Regions from separate parts of the Homo sapiens genome. Here all the other regions are linked to region 1. A link is a contact called in ENCODE Hi-C data. All regions are on one chromosome and are shown on one strand. The core of a region is the stretch at or near the end of the contact, and the rest is flanking DNA. Distances in the headings are between cores, read along the strand shown. Region 1 holds the start of RUBCNL (rubicon like autophagy enhancer). Region 2 holds the start of RCBTB2 (RCC1 and BTB domain containing protein 2). Region 3 overlaps RCBTB2 (RCC1 and BTB domain containing protein 2).

What was found. Hi-C counts contacts between places; a loop is a spot of excess contacts on that map. Pooled maps may share reads with other maps.
Region 2: a map with no recorded cell type shows a loop between it and region 1 (7-fold over the local background). The contact joins the promoter of RCBTB2 here to the promoter of RUBCNL in region 1. A Hi-C loop is called at or near these places in 1 of 168 maps with a recorded cell type or tissue (OCI-LY7), 1 of 37 single-sample maps with no recorded cell type and 2 of 50 pooled maps.
Region 3: a map with no recorded cell type shows a loop between it and region 1 (6-fold over the local background). The contact joins the enhancer-like site here to the promoter of RUBCNL in region 1. A Hi-C loop is called at or near these places in 4 of 37 single-sample maps with no recorded cell type and 2 of 50 pooled maps.

What each region holds. Positions count from the first base shown.
Region 1 is chr13:46,385,464-46,388,881 of GRCh38, forward strand. RUBCNL (rubicon like autophagy enhancer) reads right to left here and starts at 1,789. Exons shown (of 15, transcript NM_025113.5): 1 at 1,671-1,789. RefSeq lists enhancers at 1,556-1,645, 2,026-2,305, 2,336-2,435, 2,456-2,565.
Region 2 is chr13:48,531,360-48,534,777 of GRCh38, forward strand. It overlaps RCBTB2 (RCC1 and BTB domain containing protein 2), which reads right to left and starts at 1,721. Exons shown (of 15, transcript NM_001268.4): 1 at 1,669-1,721. It overlaps LOC124903174 (a long non-coding RNA gene), which reads left to right. Exons shown (of 2, transcript XR_007063795.1): 1 at 1-690. RefSeq lists enhancers at 37-206, 1,097-1,336 and silencers at 1,377-1,776, 1,887-1,936.
Region 3 is chr13:48,490,811-48,494,228 of GRCh38, forward strand. All of the region lies in intron 14 of RCBTB2 (RCC1 and BTB domain containing protein 2), which reads right to left. Among named protein-coding and RNA genes, the nearest start is that of RCBTB2, 41 kb to the right of the region's middle. RefSeq lists an enhancer at 2,671-2,750. Within about 2 kb of position 1,826, at least 30 of the 41 ENCODE cell types and tissues checked have a DNase peak (open chromatin) inside an H3K27ac peak, as active enhancers do.

The DNA.
Region 1 (3,418 bases), core at 539-3,038:
TCCATATTAGAAATTCCATATTTCTCTCCATACTAGAAATAATCGTTCCATATTAGAAATAAGAACGTAGATTTGGTAACAAGGGAAACTATTCAAATTTGCCAGTGCTATTATTTGTGTGCCTTCAGATGGGTGGGGAAAAAATGTGTCAGCAAGCAATGCAGCCTTTCTTTAGTTTTTTACTTATCCTCTAAAGATCATGCAAAAAAAAAAAAAAACCAACAAACGTTTACTCTTGGATGTTTAACCTTGGCTCCGACAGAATGTTCCTTGTATCAAAAAACAAGAACTCAGCCAACAATGTTTTTGTTGTTAAACGGTTGCATGAAGACTATGTCCAGTCAAATCTAACCCCTCACCCCGCTCCAAGGCTATGACCCTCAATTTTCATCAAAGTTCCTACCATCTCCCACTTTGTAAAGGCCCTAAAGAAGTTAATGAAGAAGGCAAAGTTCCTGTCCTCTGCTGTCACTCAGTAATGAGCAGTTTCATGTGGCAGTGCAGAAACTGGGGTTTGAGAAACAGAGGTGTCCTGACACTCTGGACCGGTAATCACGAAAACCCCAGCACTGCCATAAAGATGCTGTCTTAACTCGGCTCCAAACAAAGTTCTGTCGGCGGCCGGCAGTGTTTCAGTGGGCAGCAATGTGGTGATACCTTCACAGGATACTTTATAGGCTTCAAAACACTTCCCTCCCTCCAGGCCATTAACCTTCTAAACCACACAGTGGGGTATGGCTGGAGTATTCTCCCCCTGAGGCAAGGGAACTGAAGTTCAAGAAGGTTTCTTGACTTGCCAAGATCTCCCCGCTACTTTGGCTTTAAGAAACTGGGTCTAAGAAACTCAAGCTTACGGATTCTCTGTTCTCTGCGCGCTCCCACCACATCTTCAATTCAAAGATCCTTCCAAATTCCACAGAAATAACCCAGTAAGGGCAGCTCTTGAGTATACCTTTTCCTTTGAGTCTTAATTTTCACTCAAGGCGAAATAACCCCTCCTCTGAAAGTTCTCCACGTTTTCCAAGCGGACAGCATCAAGTTCGCAGGGGATCTGTATCAGTCTCAGCAGGTGGACTTCACAAGGGGCGGGTTGGGGGAACGCCCGCCTGACCGTGTCCGGCGTGGCGGGGGGTTGGGGGCGAGAAGAGTGGGGGTTGCTATGTAGGGCGCCCGGACCAAATAACACGCCGCGATTTCACACTCCAGCCTAGCTCAGTTATGTAGCCAAATGTTTTTCTGTCACCACATATCCACGACTTTGGCTGTGTTGAGGACGAAAACAGAGAAAAGACACTGATCCCAGAACACTGCGCCTGGGAGGACGCAGGGCGCAGGCTTTGTAGTCTCTGAGAATCGCCCTGCGTAAAAGTGTCCTGAGGTCCCGCTTCTGCGCCCTTCCCGGCCCAAGCCGAACACAGGGTCAACCTCACTCTACAAAGTCAACCGGATAGAAATCCGCCACCCCGCGAGGAGCCCCTTCCTACTGTCTCCAAGGGGTCCCCGACACTGCTCTGAGCGACCCTAAGATACCTGGGTGTCTCTGCTGGGCACAAACCTCTCTGGCGCCACTTCCACCATCCAACCTCTCCCGCGGCCCTCCCTTCCCTTTCTCCAACCACCCTCTCCACCCCGCGCCGCTCCCATCTCGCCCCCGGCCCCGCCAGCCTCACCCAGCCAAACCCGAGCGGTGGAACGCTGCGCTGGGTAAACGCCGCGCGTCGGGTCCTCCCTCGCGCGGCTCCGGGCAGCGTTCCGTGGCCACCGCGCTCCCGGTAACAGCAGAAAGGGGAGGGAGGAGAGCTACCGAGGAGGGGACAGCGACGCCCCGACGCCGCCACGCCCCCCGCCTCCCACACGGGGGCCACCGTAGCTCTCTAGAAGCTCCTCAGGGAAGCAAAGCGCCGTTCCCGCCGCAGGCACCGAGACGTCGCCCAGATGGAAGAAACTCTGGAGATGCGCGCTCCTACACCGGTGCCGCGGCGCCCGGGCCCAGCACCACGCACCTATGCGCGCCTCTGCCGGTCCTCCTAGAAATCCCGCCCTGCCTACCCGCGGCGCGAGACGCAACGACGCTTTCAGGGGTCAAAGACCTGGCAGAAATGACTTCCCAACCCCAGATGCCCCCAGCAGCAGTATTTAGCAGTCATACAATTGCCTGAAATGAAGAATGAGTAATCTGGATGAGTCGGCCCTGAAATCGACCTGCAACTTACCCGGAACGTGAGCTGTCTCTCTCTGACCTCTGCTGGCTGCTTCACCTGGAGTCTGAGTCCGACTCATGTAGCACTTCACTGTCCGCGTTAGTTTAGCCTTCACTGTCAGCAACTCGTCACCTTGTCCTCTTGCAGCGAAGGTTTGGAATCCCATCACGGGTGTGCAGTGGTTAGTCCTGAGATCATGGTGGTGCTAGGAGAACCTGCCAACCAATACAGAAAGTTGTCACGAATAGAAACCTAAGCTCTGGCCGGGTGCGGTGGTTCAAGCCTGTGATCCCAGCACCTACTTTGGGAGGCCAAGTCGGATGGATCACTTGAGGTTAGGAGTTCGAGACCAGCCTGGCCAACATGGTGAAAGCCTGTCTCTACTAAAAATATAAAAATTAGCCGAGCGTGGTGGCGGGTGCCTGTTATGCCGGCTACTAGGGAGGCTGAAGCAGGAGCAACCCGGGAGGCGGAGGTTGCAGTAAGCCGAGATCGCGCCATTGCACTCCAGCCTGGGCGACAGAGCAAGACTGTCAAAAAAAAAAAAAAAAAAAAACAGAAAGGAGAAGAAGGGAAGGAGGGAGGGAGGGAGGAAGGCAGGCAGGCAGGCAGGAAGGAACCCAAGGGAGGGAGGGAGGGAAGAAGGAAGGAAGGAAGGAAGGAACCTAAGCCAAGGAAGGAAGGAAGGAAGGAAAGCAAAGAAAGGAAGGAAGGAAGGGCGAAGGAAGGAAGGAATCTAAGCCAAGGAAGGAAGGAACCTAAGCCCAGGAAGGAAGGAAAGAAGGAAGGAAGGAAGGTAGAAGGAAGGAAGGAACCAAAGCCAAGGAAGGAAGGAAGGAAAGAAAAGTAGAAAGGAAGGAAGGAAGGAAGGAACCTAAGTCCCAGAAGGAAGGGAGGGAGGGATGGAGGAAGGAAGGAAGCTAAGCTCTCTCTCGCGGTGCCCTGACTTCTCCCGGGGAAGGACCTCTGAGCTGCCTGCACTGGTAATGACACGTAGGTGAACCGGTCCTGGCTTTCTTAGAAGATTCCCTGCTGCATAAAACCAAATCCCGTTGCACTTTCCTGGGTTCCTTGGCTTTGTCCTTTGTCATTTCCAGGATGGAGCAGAGGCACTGGTAATTTGGCTTTTACTTGCCTGGTACCTCTGGCATGGAGTGGCTAAACGGTGGCACCATGTACTAGTTGCTGCCATCTTCAGATAAAATATTGAATCAATA
Region 2 (3,418 bases), core at 471-2,970, 2.1 Mb after region 1:
TGATCATACCCTTACAAATATATAATATCAGATGGTGATTAAGTGCTACAAAGCCGAACCAGCAGTACAAGAGTTTGGAGAGCCAGACATTTTAGGTGAGGTAGTCACCTCTCTGAAATGATGGCAATTGTTTCAAGACTTAAATAAAGTTCTGTGCCATGCAGATTTGCGAAGAGTGGGAAAGTGAGCATTGAGCATACTGGAAATACCAAACGCAGACGCCCTGGGATGAGGGTCCGCTTGGCGAGCCCAGCAAGAGCAATAAGGCCTGAGTGGTGGAAGTGGGGTATGCAAGAACGTATCATTCTTGTTGCTTTTACCTGCTGCTTAATAACACGCATGTACTGTCTAGCAGGAAATAAAGAGATTACGTTTCACCTAGAATACTCATTCTCTGAGCCTAAGTGGCTCTTCTATTCCAGCCCCCAAATATCTGTATCAGCACATCATATAAGATTACAAAGCACAGAGTAATGACATTGTTAGAAACTCTTCACAGTAGCCCCAGGAGTCACGAAACTGACTTAACTAAGACCCACTGTCTAGTAAGGTGTAAAACCCAGCAGGAACGCAATACTAGGAAGGTGCAAAGCCAGGAGGCTCAATAAACGTTAAACAGTGTCTGGGGGAAAGAGCAACGATCCAGAGCACTGTTTGTGAACTCAACCACTTTTATTCAGCTCTGACAAGGTAAGTCGCCAAGCGCGGTACAAAGTAGCTCCATGAAATGCGTTTTGTTATAGTCCTGGTCTCGAACTGTTGCAACATTTTATGTAATTTTTGCAAAGAACAAAAGCAAAAAGTTCATTCTAAATTAGCCTTCCAACTCAGTTCTTTCTCCGCCAAGACGGAGCACTTGGAAAGTTTTCAATGTCTGAAAACCTCTATTTCCAGGGCTGAGCAGAGCACTATGTTGCGGCTTAAGACGCTCGGCGATTTCTTCCCATCCCTCCGCAGTTCCAAAACGGCTTCGCCTAACAAAGTCAAACTTTTCGCGCTATTCCTGGACATCAGGACCAAATGTCGAAAGCATATACTGCCACTGAGTTAGTGAGCCGGGCCGGTGCCCGGGACCTGGGGTACTAGATTTATGGGACGGGAGCCTAGGGGTCGAGGCCACAGAAATGAAAACATCGGCAACATATGCAGTGCAGCGAGTGGGTTAGGAGGGAGAAACTTCAGGCAGGACGCTCCCTCGGGACCTGTGACGCCCCCCCAGCCACACCAGACGTGGGAGCTTAGGATGAGAGCGGCCTCCGAGCAGATGATCACCCTGGAACGACGCCAAACGCGACCCCTACCAGAGGACTCGCGCATGCGCAGCGCAGCCTGGGCCGGCGGCCTGGGCAGGATGTAGTCGCGAGCAGCGCACCGGGCCCACGCCAGCGGAATTGCGCATGCGCAGGGCCGCCTCTGCCTGCGGCCTGGGCTGGGTGTAGCCCCGGAACCTAGCTCTTAACTCCCGCCAGCAGTTTTACGCATGCGCGACGACGCCTAGGCCTGTGGCACGGTCGCGGCTCTAGTCCCCTGGGCCCCTCAGCTGTCTCTGGCGGGGAGGTCGGGCCGCAGGGGCGGGGAGGGGTGGCCTGCCCCAGTGGTACCTGACAGCATCCCACGTCACGGCCGCGATCCCCCTCGGCCTCCCACACCACTCCTCCACCCTCTTACCTCCTCGCAGGCCGGAGCCTTGTCCGCTCCGCCTCCTGGGTAGCGGTTACTGCACGGTCAGGGGCCCGGCGCCGCGATGAGTTGGCGCCTCCCCCTGAAACGGCCCGGCCTCGGCGGGATGCGCTCGGGTGCCCGGCCGAGACGGAAACGAAGGGAGCGCAGACAAGAGGAGGGGGCTGGCGACGGCGTCTCGCCCCTCCTCTCCTCCCTAGGCTGCCCACCGCCGCCCCTCCCCTTTCTCGCAGACGCCCCCTCCCCTCGGAGTTGACCCCCGGGAGTCTCCCATTGGGGCCGCCTCCGCTTTTCCAGGGAGTTCCTCCGTGGGTCACCCCCACCTTCTCCAGGGTTATGTTCTCGCAAATTTTGGGAATTTGTGGATACCCGACCTAGAAGGATAAGGCGTGTATGATGCTGAGAGCAACCTTTTCCACAGCCCCTCTCCTCCAGCCTGCCCCAGCTTTTCTTCTATTGCTGGCCCCTCTATCTGGGGGCTCCGATCACTTCACGTTTTCACCCCATTGCTGTGGGGCGGAAGTCTTGTAGCCCCCTGTAGTACAAATGCTGAAATAATGAGGATGTGTGCTGGGGGGTTCAGGGGGATGACCTCAGTTACCTTGGGGCCAAGGGCTTCGAAAACAGCCACCTTCTCCCCTTATGATTATATTTTGCAGTAATTTATTATATTACACTGCACTTCTGTTGGCCTTTGTAGATTTAAGTAAAATGCACCACAACTTTGCAGTGTGCAATAATTTCTTCCACTGCACTACACTTAAATTGACCTGAGTGGGTTTTGGTTAAATGCTCAACAATTAAATGTTATTAGCTATTCCTGTGAAGTAAGCTACTTGCTTTTATACTGGCTGTTTCATGAGGACACTGGTTCCTCTACAGTGTAGAGCCAAAAGTAGTAAAGCCAAAGAGAAAAACTAACATTCCAAACCACAGTGACCGTGTCAGTCTGTTTCGTCTGGCTTTTGTCATTTCTTCGGAAAAACATCATTCTAAAATGTATAACTGCCTTTCTGCTACATAGGGCAGACATTTATCTCTATTCTCTGAGCATAGCCCACTGAGCCTCAGAAGGAGGCACGCAAAATGGTACACAGGTATTTCTTGTAGAGCTCTAAATGGAAGAAAAAGTAAGTATACATTAACAGGAAGTTGCAGCGATAGTGCAGAGAGGCATCGTGTGCCTGCCCCAAGTTTCTCCACTGGTTACATCTTATCAATGAAAGAAATTTATGAGTTAAACAGGTTTGCTCTCAGAAAAAGCTCACTTCAGTGATGATAGCTGGCATTTTTTTTTTAAGCACCTATTGTGTGCCAAGAGGTTTATCTTATTTGGAGCTCACAATAATCCTGTAAGGCAAGGATTATCCTTACTTTACAGATAAGGCAACTCAGGCCCCAAGAGATTAAGTTTCTTTCATCAGCAACCATGGCAAGATCTGTTTGCCTTGCGCACTTGGTCTTTTACGCATTATGGACAGCTGAAGTTCATGCAGGCCTTACGGTGTGCTTCAGCTGAAGCCTGACAATTAGCTAACAATAAAAACATGTCTTAGTGTTTTGAAAACTGTGATATTATCTCAGAAGTTAAAACTTTAAAATATACCTATAAAAGAATGTGTTTCACTAAAGATTTTAATTTTATATGGGTCCAACAGTTTTTCCCAGGGCGGTCAAAATTAAAAGTAAGAAGTAAAAATGTCTCCATCACATATAAGTTTCCTTCAACACTTTTGGA
Region 3 (3,418 bases), core at 576-3,075, 2.1 Mb after region 1:
AATAATCTCAACTGGGAAAATGCTTTAAAGAAATCATGACTTCCAAGTCTCTGGTAAGAGAGACCCAACAGATTGGTGTTTTCTGGCTTACTGTAATGCACTCTGGGCCAAAGAATAATGCTGTAATAATTCTCTTGATTAGAACTATAACTTGAAAATCAGAATGAGGCTGACCAGATGCTTTTTGGCCCTGGAGAAGTGAGGGCAGGGTGCTGAGACCTCCAATATGCCTCAAACCCTAGGCTACTTGGCCTAGGACAAGATGCTGCTAGGTGGTGGTCAATTTTTAAAAGTTTCCTCTCCAAGCTACTGTAGGTAATTTATAAAAAATAAAAGCCCCAAATACTTTCTAAGCAATTACATATGAACATTACACACGATAGTCTTTTCTTCTTTAGACATAAATTATAGCAAATGCTGAAGATGGAAAAAATAAAAAAAATAGCAATGCTGATAGCCTTGCCAATGTACATATAAACCTACGGTACATTTTCTTTTAAGAAAAGAAAGAAACTATACTAGGAAAATGTTTATTTCATGCCTGAAGATAACTGGGCAGGCTGTTGGTACCACACCAGCAATATGATGTGTCTCTGTCCCAGGTAAGCCCTCAGTGATAAACAGGGAAAATTCACACACCCACTTGTCATCACAGCATACTATACATAAAAATGTGCTTCAATGATACATGCTGAATATCTCAGAGTCCATTTAAAATTATGTGCTGTTGCTTAAATTTTTAGAAATGACATTTTTGCCTACAGCACACAAAAGTGAAACCAGATAGAGATGCATCATCTCTTTGGCTGAAGTCTACAGAGAGGAATGGAGGAATTCATACCTACACCACACACATTAGAGTGTGTCTGGAGTTAGGTGGCTGGGCAGTTTGATGCCTCACAGATCTGGACAGCATCAGGAAAATTGCTAATTAATGGGAGAATGAAAGGACCCTAAAAAGTTATCACTTGGATCCATGCTCCTTTACTTTATTCTAGAGTGGGATCTTCCCCTAAATACTAAATTAAGGACAGGACTTGGAAAGAGTTCCTGTGATTCTAAGAATTCAATAAATTGGCATAGGGTGGTGGTACTGGTTATAGGGGAATTCTGTCCATAGAAAACAAGGCCCCCATTATTTTTCAGTTAAAGAATTGTAGTCTATTTTGAATGCTACCACTCTGTATGGCTTCATGTTCAAAATGGGGCCCTCTGTTCTGTCCTGCAGTCCTACCACATTCTCCTAGTTTGCTCATTCTCCTACAGGACTCTCATACTTCTCCCCATAAGCCTGACATCTCCCCTCTCATCCTCATCCTCAGCTGACATGACTTCCTATTTCACTGAGAACCAGAATCACTTGAAAAGAACCTCCACAAGCTCTCCCCACCACGTCTCCTTGCCTATTACAGAGAGGCCTGTGGATGCAATCTTCTCTGGATCAAAGGTCCAAGACCCTATAGAAAGCAGAGCCCTTGCTCTGTCACTAGATCCCACTGCTCCACCTACTAAGGGGCCCTGCTCTACCAACTGTCCCCTGCATCACTGGCTTGTTCCCCTTCACTGAGTCATTTGCATCATTAGACAAGCTTCCATTTCCCACATCTTAAAAAAGTAAAGATGTTTTACCTCAAATGCCCCAAAGCTCTTCCTTTTTATCTTTATAATAAAATTACCATGAAAAGCTGCCTCTATTCCCCATCTTCAGTTCCTCTACTTCCACGCTCCGATCAGACTTCCCGCCTCACTGCGCTAAAACTGCTTGCCAAGGCCCCTCCGGCGTTCTCATCGCCAAACCCACTCGTCAGTTCTCAGTCCTCGTGCAGACGTGCCAGCAGCATCTGGTGTGGTTCGGACTTCTTCCTTCCTGTTTCGCTTTCTTTCCCAGCCTGCAGGAAACGGTCTGCTGGTTTCTCTCTTCCGTTACTGCTCACTCCTCTTCAGTCTCCTTTGCTGGTGTCTCCTTATCTCCTTAACCTCTAAGCACAGAGTGCTCAGGACTTAATCTTCAAACCTGTCTCACGTCACTGCCTCATAGCTTTGACTTCAGCACATTTCTCTCTGACTTCCAGGCTTGCTTATCCAATTTGCTTATTAGACATTTCCATTTGGATGTCTAATAGACATCACATACTTCTCATATTCAAAACCAAATTTCTGATATTTCCCCCAAAATGTTGCTCCTATCTTCTATATCTCAATAGATGCCACTTTCATCCTTACAGCTGCTGAGGGACAGAACCTCCTCAGTCGTCTTTTTTTTCCTCACATCTAATCCATCCGCACATCCTGTTGGCTCTACTTTCAAAATGTATTCAAAATCTTAACCACTTTTTACCATCCCCACAGGTGATAACTTGGACCAATCCACCATCATCACTTACTGGATTATACAGCCTCCTAAGTACCCTCCTTCACACACACACACACACACACACACACACACACACTCTTCTCTCTCTCACCCTCTCTCTCTCTCCACACACACACACACACACACACACACTCTCTCTCTCTCTCTCTCTCTCTCTTCTCTTCTCTCTCTCACCCTCTCTCTCTCTCCCTACCTCCCTCCCTCCCTCCTCAACACAGCAGCCAGGAGGCAGGAGGATTACTTCAAATGCCCATCATATCTGCTCCTCTCCAAACCCTCTGATGGCCACTCACCTTGGAACTCTGATTCCTGAAACTTGCCTATGGACTCTGCAGGCCCTGCCTCCTCCCACACACGCCACTGTGCACCTCCACCGCACCATCTCCCTGCCTCATCAGCTACTTCCCTCCCCACTGTGCTCCCTCCACACCGGGCTTGCTTTTCCCAGAACACACCACCCACACCTCCTTCAGGTCTCTGCTTGAGTCACCTGCTCACTGATGTCTTGCCTCCCTGACCATTCTATTTAAAATTTCAACTTTCATCTCAGGATGGCATTCCCTAGGCTGTCTTCCCTGTCTTACTTCTTTCCATATCACTTGTCACCATCTGACATACTATATATCCTATTCATTTATTGATCACCTATCTCCCCTCACCAGAAATTCCCATGAGAGCAGAGATTTTGGATTGTTTTGTTCATTTGCAGTACCCCAGTGCGTAGGGCAGTGCCAGGCATGTAGCAGGCACTCAGTGAATATTTGTTGAATCCATGCATAAATACTCCTGATTTCAAAATACTGAGGACAATGGAGAATTGTAGTTAAACATGCGGTTTTAAAATGTGCCCAATCTTGGACTGTATCCCAGTTTTGCAGTTTACTAGTTTACTCAGATTACTTAATCTTTCCAAGCTTCAGTTTTCTCATTTATAAACTGGATCTAATATAATAATGCCTATGTCATATAAGGTTGTTTTGAGGAGTAAATGAAACATGAACTGTGCTTAGAATAATCCCTGGCTCATATTAATTATGTACTAAG